2 separate regions of the Homo sapiens genome follow, and region 1 is linked to region 2. The links are chromatin contacts, found by Hi-C or POLR2A ChIA-PET in ENCODE. All regions are on one chromosome and are shown on one strand. Each heading gives the region's core, a stretch centred on a gene start or an enhancer-like site at or near the end of the contact. The rest is flanking DNA. Distances are from core to core; before and after follow the strand shown. Region 1 overlaps B3GALT5 (beta-1,3-galactosyltransferase 5). Region 2 overlaps B3GALT5 (beta-1,3-galactosyltransferase 5).

The links. Hi-C counts contacts between places; a loop is a spot of excess contacts on that map. ChIA-PET counts read pairs that join two places held with the same protein, here RNA polymerase II (POLR2A). Pooled maps may share reads with other maps.
Region 1: a loop to region 2 is called in a map of lower leg skin, with 6 times the contacts of the local background. The contact joins two enhancer-like sites. A Hi-C loop is called at or near these places in 5 of 168 maps with a recorded cell type or tissue (Calu3, heart left ventricle, left cardiac atrium and 2 more) and 2 of 50 pooled maps. POLR2A ChIA-PET finds 5 or more read pairs at or near these places in 4 of 52 experiments (AG04449, AG04450, H1 and 1 more).

What each region holds. Positions count from the first base shown.
Region 1 is chr21:39,665,241-39,668,152 of GRCh38, reverse strand. It overlaps B3GALT5 (beta-1,3-galactosyltransferase 5), which reads right to left. Exons shown (of 4, transcript NM_001356336.2): 4 at 1-2,912. Among named protein-coding and RNA genes, the nearest start is that of B3GALT5, 54 kb to the right of the region's middle. Within about 2 kb of position 1,267, at least 3 of the 41 ENCODE cell types and tissues checked have a DNase peak (open chromatin) inside an H3K27ac peak, as active enhancers do.
Region 2 is chr21:39,629,075-39,632,109 of GRCh38, reverse strand. All of the region lies in intron 1 of B3GALT5 (beta-1,3-galactosyltransferase 5), which reads right to left. Among named protein-coding and RNA genes, the nearest start is that of B3GALT5, 18 kb to the right of the region's middle. Within about 2 kb of position 1,694, at least 2 of the 41 ENCODE cell types and tissues checked have a DNase peak (open chromatin) inside an H3K27ac peak, as active enhancers do.

The DNA.
Region 1 (2,912 bases), core at 18-2,517, 36 kb before region 2:
CTGGATCTATTTACCCCAAATCAGGAAATAACCAAGCAAACCCATTGCTGCTAAGCAACCACTGCAGGCCATTAGATACAACATCGCGATAGCAGCCCATGCATTCAGCCTGCACCCAGTGCTAGGCACAGCCGTGCCAAGAACTCAATGTGAATTATCTTAATTTCCACACCTCTGACAACCTTCTGAGGTGAACACTATTATCATCCCATTTTATAGAGATGCAGAGACTGAGGTGCAGAGAGAATGACCACCTGGGGCCACAGCTAGCAAATTGCAGAGCCAGGGCTGGAACCCGGAGGCGGAGGCTTGAGCGGAGATGTAAATGGAATGGGGCCTCCGTAAGTGGGTCGCCCAGCCCTGGAAGCAAGGTCTCCTCTTCCCCAGTTAGTATCCTCCCATGGGCCCTTTTCCCCAGCTTCCCCACCAGGTAGACAGTAACCTGGTGTCCCAGTTACCTCCTTACCGGGTGGGTCTCTATTTTCCATGGCTCCTGCCACCATGGAAGCTGGAGGCTCTGCAAGGCTGTACGTCAGTACAGTTTCTACAGGTGCACAGGGCTAGCTGTGCCCTAAAGAGCGGACGGAATCCACATTCTGCACTTCTAGCTGCACAACCTTGGGGTGTGCACACACACACACAATGCTTCCTTGTTCTTACCATTCCCAGAGGCCATGCTCATATTTGTTAGCTGAAATTTAAAGCTTAGGAAGGAATTTTAATAAATTACTTATGAAACCAAAGTAAACATCGGGATAATTTTTTGCACAAAAATAACCACACTCAAGGGGATCAAAAACTCGCATGAAAATTAATTATTTGGCTTTCCAAGTCCATTTCAGCCCTCTGTGCCAGCCTGTTGGGATAACCGGTGCAGCACCCGGTGCCCGGCGGGAGTTGGAAATCACCAGTCTGACCTCTCACGGACGGCGTGGCCAAAGTTAACTTAGCAAATTGAGGGCACTGCGAAGCTCGTTAAATAGGCAATGACACATGAAACAATGAAAATTGCTGCTCTTGACCACGCTCACCCTCCTGCAGCCTCCAGGGAGGTGGCCTCGGGGCTCACTGACCCTGTGCCAGGAAGCTCTACCCTCAGGACAGGGTGCCAGAGGGCAAGTCACTGGCTTCCCTGGGCCTCTGAGTTTCCTAATCAGATTTGCTGTTTTAAAAAATTACTCCAAATGTCAAGTGGAGGACAGATTGGAAAGTGGCAGGGACAGGCCCGTGGGACCAGTTAGGAGGAGGTGGCTCGAGTCGGGATGAATCCAGACAGGTGTGGGCGGCAAGCCAGAGGTTAGCACAGCGGGCGTGGGATATGGGGCTCAAGGAAAGAAGGCCTGGCAAGTTATTGTTGACTTGGATTTTTCTTTCCTCTCTTTTCACACAGTGTATTATGTGGTTACAATGGTGTGTTTGAAGAGGAGCAGGAATTAAATACATTTAGGGTTTTGTTTTGTTTTTTAAGGCATGGTGGATGCCAGCAGGCTGAAGGGTCAGGAGGTCTGGTCTTCCCACTGCCACTAAGTGCTGAGCTGAAGCACAAATTCTTGAAACATGGCTGGGTGTGGTGGCTCACACCTATAATCCCAGCACTCTGGGAGGCTGAGGCACGTAGATTACCTGAGGTCAGGAGCTCAAGACCAGCCTGGCCAACATGGTGAAACCCCGTCTCTACTAACAATACAAAAATTAGCTGGTTGGTGGTGCATGCCTATAATCCTAGCTACTCGGGAGGCTGAGGCACAAGAACCCAGGAGGTGGAGGTTGCAGTGATCCAAGACTGCACCACTGCACTTCAGCCTAGGTGACAGAGTGAGACTCTGTCTCAAAAACAAACAAACAAAAACAAGAGTTTGCATGACAGTGTAGATGAGACAGGACTGGCCAGGTGTCGGGCTGGAGGACAGGCGCACAGACTGCACCGTGTGATTCTGTCCACCCTGCATTGTGTGAGGTTTTCCGTTTTGGAAGAAAAGGGGTGAAGAGCATGGCTGTGGAGCATTTCTAGGTTTTCAGGTCACAGAGTCGCACCCATTTCCTACTTACTGACTCAAGTGAAACCACAGTGTTGGCTTACTTTGAAAAATATTTCTTTTTTTTCAGTCCTGGTTCACCCATTCCCTTCTAAAACCCACCTACCATACCAATACATTCAGTTCCACTCAACAAATGTTTATTGAGCATCTACTATGTGCTGGGACCATGCTAAGAATCCAAGGTGCGTCAGTGAAGGAAACAGAGAAAGACCCACGGCCCACACAAAGGTTACATTCAAGTTGCGTGAAACATAAACCATAAAATATAGATATGTTATAATAAACAGATATTACATGCTTTGTTAGAAATTGGTAAGTGCAAGGAAAACAATATAAGGTACGGGGCATGGGAGTGAGGTGAGTTGCATTTTCCTACAGGGAGGTCAGGGTAGGCCTCACTGAGAAGGTGACATTGACCAAATGTCAACAAGGCAAAGAAGCGAAGCATGAGAGCATCTGAAGAAAGGGCACTCCCAGCAGAGAGGACAGCCAGTGCCAAGGCTGACGGGGATGGGCACATAGGGCAAAGGGGCTGCTGTGGCTGGAACAGACTGCTGTTCAGGGAACAGCAAGAGGCCAGAGGGAGTGAGCAAAGGGACACGATTAGGGAATCACAGGTAGACAATGGTATGAAGGATGTGGTTTTTATCCTTAATATCCTTGGTGATGGGAAACCTCAGGAGGGTTTTGAGCAGAGAAATGAGATTTTCAAAGGATCACTCTGGATGCTGCTGGGAAGAGACCAAAGGATGCAATAATGGAAGCTGAGGGAGGGTCTGGAGGTAGCTGCACGAATGCAGGTGAGAGGCAATGCAGGCTTGAACAAGGGTGGTCGCAGTGGAGGGGCAGGAGGTGGTTGGCTCCTGGAGAGAA
Region 2 (3,035 bases), core at 445-2,944:
CCAGGCTGTCAGGCAGAACTTCTCAAAACCACAAGTCCAATAGTTCCGCTCCGACACTTGAAACTTCACAGTGGCAATCCATCACCTCCCAGTGGACACTACACTCCCATATGAGATGGCTTAAAGTCCTGCGAACACACCCTTTCGTGTCAGACCTCCACGCTGTGCTTTCTGTCCAGACTGCCCTGGAGCTCCTCTTAATGCTTTCATATGCAGCCCAAATGTAGCCCCCTCAGTGACATTTCCCTGACATCTCCCCTAAAAAGTAGGCTTCACCAGCATCCCCTTTCTTGGTACCAGCACTATTCCTCGTGCATACCTTCATATAGCTCTGCCGTATTCTAGTTATTAATTTATGTCTCTCTACTTCTTTACTGAAAGTGACTTGGATACAGGAAAATATTTAAGCGTATCTGTTTAAATCTCAATACCTCATGCATGTCACATCATAGATGCTCAATAAACATTTACTTCCTAAATAAATATCAGCTTCCTAAAGTGAGTTAATAGATCTTTACTGTTATGGGTTGATTTATGTTCCCCTAAAATTCATGTGCTGAAGTCCTAACCCCAATTACCTCAGAATGTGACCTTATTTGGAAATAGGATCTTTGCAGATACAATTCAGTAAGAAGAGGTCATACTGAAGTAGGCTGGGCCCCTAATACAATATCCCTGCTGTCCTTATAATTAGGGGAAATTTGGACACAGACAGGCACACACAGAGAACACCAAGTAACGATGAAGGCGGAGATGAGGGAGATGCTCCACAGGCCACAGAACATCAAATATTGCCATTAACCAGCAGAAACCTGGAGAGATGCACCTAACAGATTCTCCTTCAGCGCCCTCAGAAGAACCCACCCTGCTGAGACCTTCATTTCAGACTTCAGCCTCCAGAACTGTGAGATCATAAGTTTTTGTTATTTAAGGCTTTCAGTTTGTGCTACTTTGCTATGCCAGCCCAAGCAAACTAATACATTTACTACATGAAAACAATTACTTAACACAGCTAATACCTGAATATTTGCAATGTGCCTTCTATGTACTTTGCTAAGCAGCAAATGCAATAATAGCAACATTAGATGGCACTGTGCCCCAAGAACATTTCATTCATTCTATCCATGCGTGCTTCCTCTCCTCTCCAGGAATATTTTGAAAGGAAAATTTTTTTTCCATATAATTTTTCCCCCAATCGATTTTTATTTCTGTCTGGCAAACACTCTTAAAGCAGAGACACTTATCAGAGGAGAGAAATGATGGGATGAAAGGCCTGAAGGCTGCTGGGGAAACATCGCCACTGAGCTGAGCCCTGCCCCACCCTCTAGTATTCCTGCCTCACCTTACCTCCCCATGGCCTTCTCTCTTCTGGTCACCACTCTCAGCAATCCCAGCTTTTCAGTGAATGCATGGAAACTACCTTCACTGAAACCAAATGAGTTTAGCTCCACTCAATTTAATGTGAAAGAAAACGCTGACATGCAAACACCATCCCAGAGTCAAGTGCAAGCCATCCCCTTGTGTATTTCACCATTTCTCACTTGAAAGCATAAACCCAGCACAGATGCTATGGGTTGATGGAGGAAGCCGGCAATATGTGAAAGAGATATTGCACTCACCCAAGTCACTGATTCCCAAGCAGTTCCGAGTGAGTCACTGTAATGGGCATGGCGGAAGAGTGTGGCCACGAGTGTCAAAGGGGGTATTGAGAGACCTAAGACTCTGACGCTTGGAAAACCCCCCTCCAACATTTGGGTTTCTTGCAGAATCTGCTTCCAGCTTCACTCACATTCACTTCACTCCAAATCTAGCTGCCAATACATCGCGTTTACTAAAGATAACTTTGGCAGGAAAACCACAGATTTTAACGTGAAGTGATTCACAGCTAAAATATGACACTTTTTTAAAGCTCATTAAGATTGTTAAACATTGATGGGTTTGTTGGAGAGGTCTCCTGTTCCATTTAAAACATGTCAGTTTTTTCACAGGTATCTGGCTTTGAGTGTTGGTTGTTAGAGAATACGCTAGGACCGTTTTCCCACAAAAACCAAAACTAGTCATTTACTCTAAAAATTTTATTGAGAATATATATTCTATTTAAATTTTCAAAATCAGTTGGAAAAAATTCAAACTTATGCTAAAATAAGTGACTTATAAGCACCACTTTTAAATACTAAACATTTTCATTTTAAACCAGCATTACTGGTATTATAACTATATGTGCTTCTGCACATCAGTGTAACTGTACACAGATTTAAGAGAAAAATGATAGCCTACTTATACTAGTCACGAAACAATAAAACCAGGAATTAACAGTAAGTTTGATAAAGTTCATTTTAAAATTCCAACCACTTAAAGAAAATTAACTATGAGGTCAAAGGAAAAATTACATCTGCAATAACAGATTATTTATAAAACAAAACTAATAAGAACACTAGATATGATTCCTTTAACACATTCAAAGTTGCTTTCAGAGGCAGCTTTAGCCTTAAGCATGTTCATTATGAAAGAAAGAAAAAGACTAAGCTCTCAAAGAATTTAGAAAACAAATTCTAAAAAGTTACAGAAAGTTATAAAAAGTTTTATAGAAAATAGCAGGAATAATAAAATTAAAAGCAGGATTGAATTAATTCAAATATTAAAACAATATTACTGATAAATATGCACTATGCACTCACACTCTAAAATGGATTAAGCTCCAGTGTATCTAATCAACATAGAAAAGAAAAAAGAACAAGAAAAATGAGAAATAGACCATGTGAAATGGCACGTATAGAATACAATCAAGATGTTAAGGCTCGGCATGGTGGCTCACGCCTATAATCCCAGCACTTTGGAGGGCTGAGGCGGGCAGATCACTTAAGATCAGGAGTTCGAGACCAGCCTGGCCAACATGGTGAAACCTCGTCTCTACTAAAAATATGGAAATTAGCCGGGTGCAGTGGCGTGGGCCTGTAGACCCAGCTACTCAGGAGGCTGAGGCAGGGAGAATTGCTTGAACCCAGGAGGCAGAGGTTGCAGTAAGCCAAGATCAG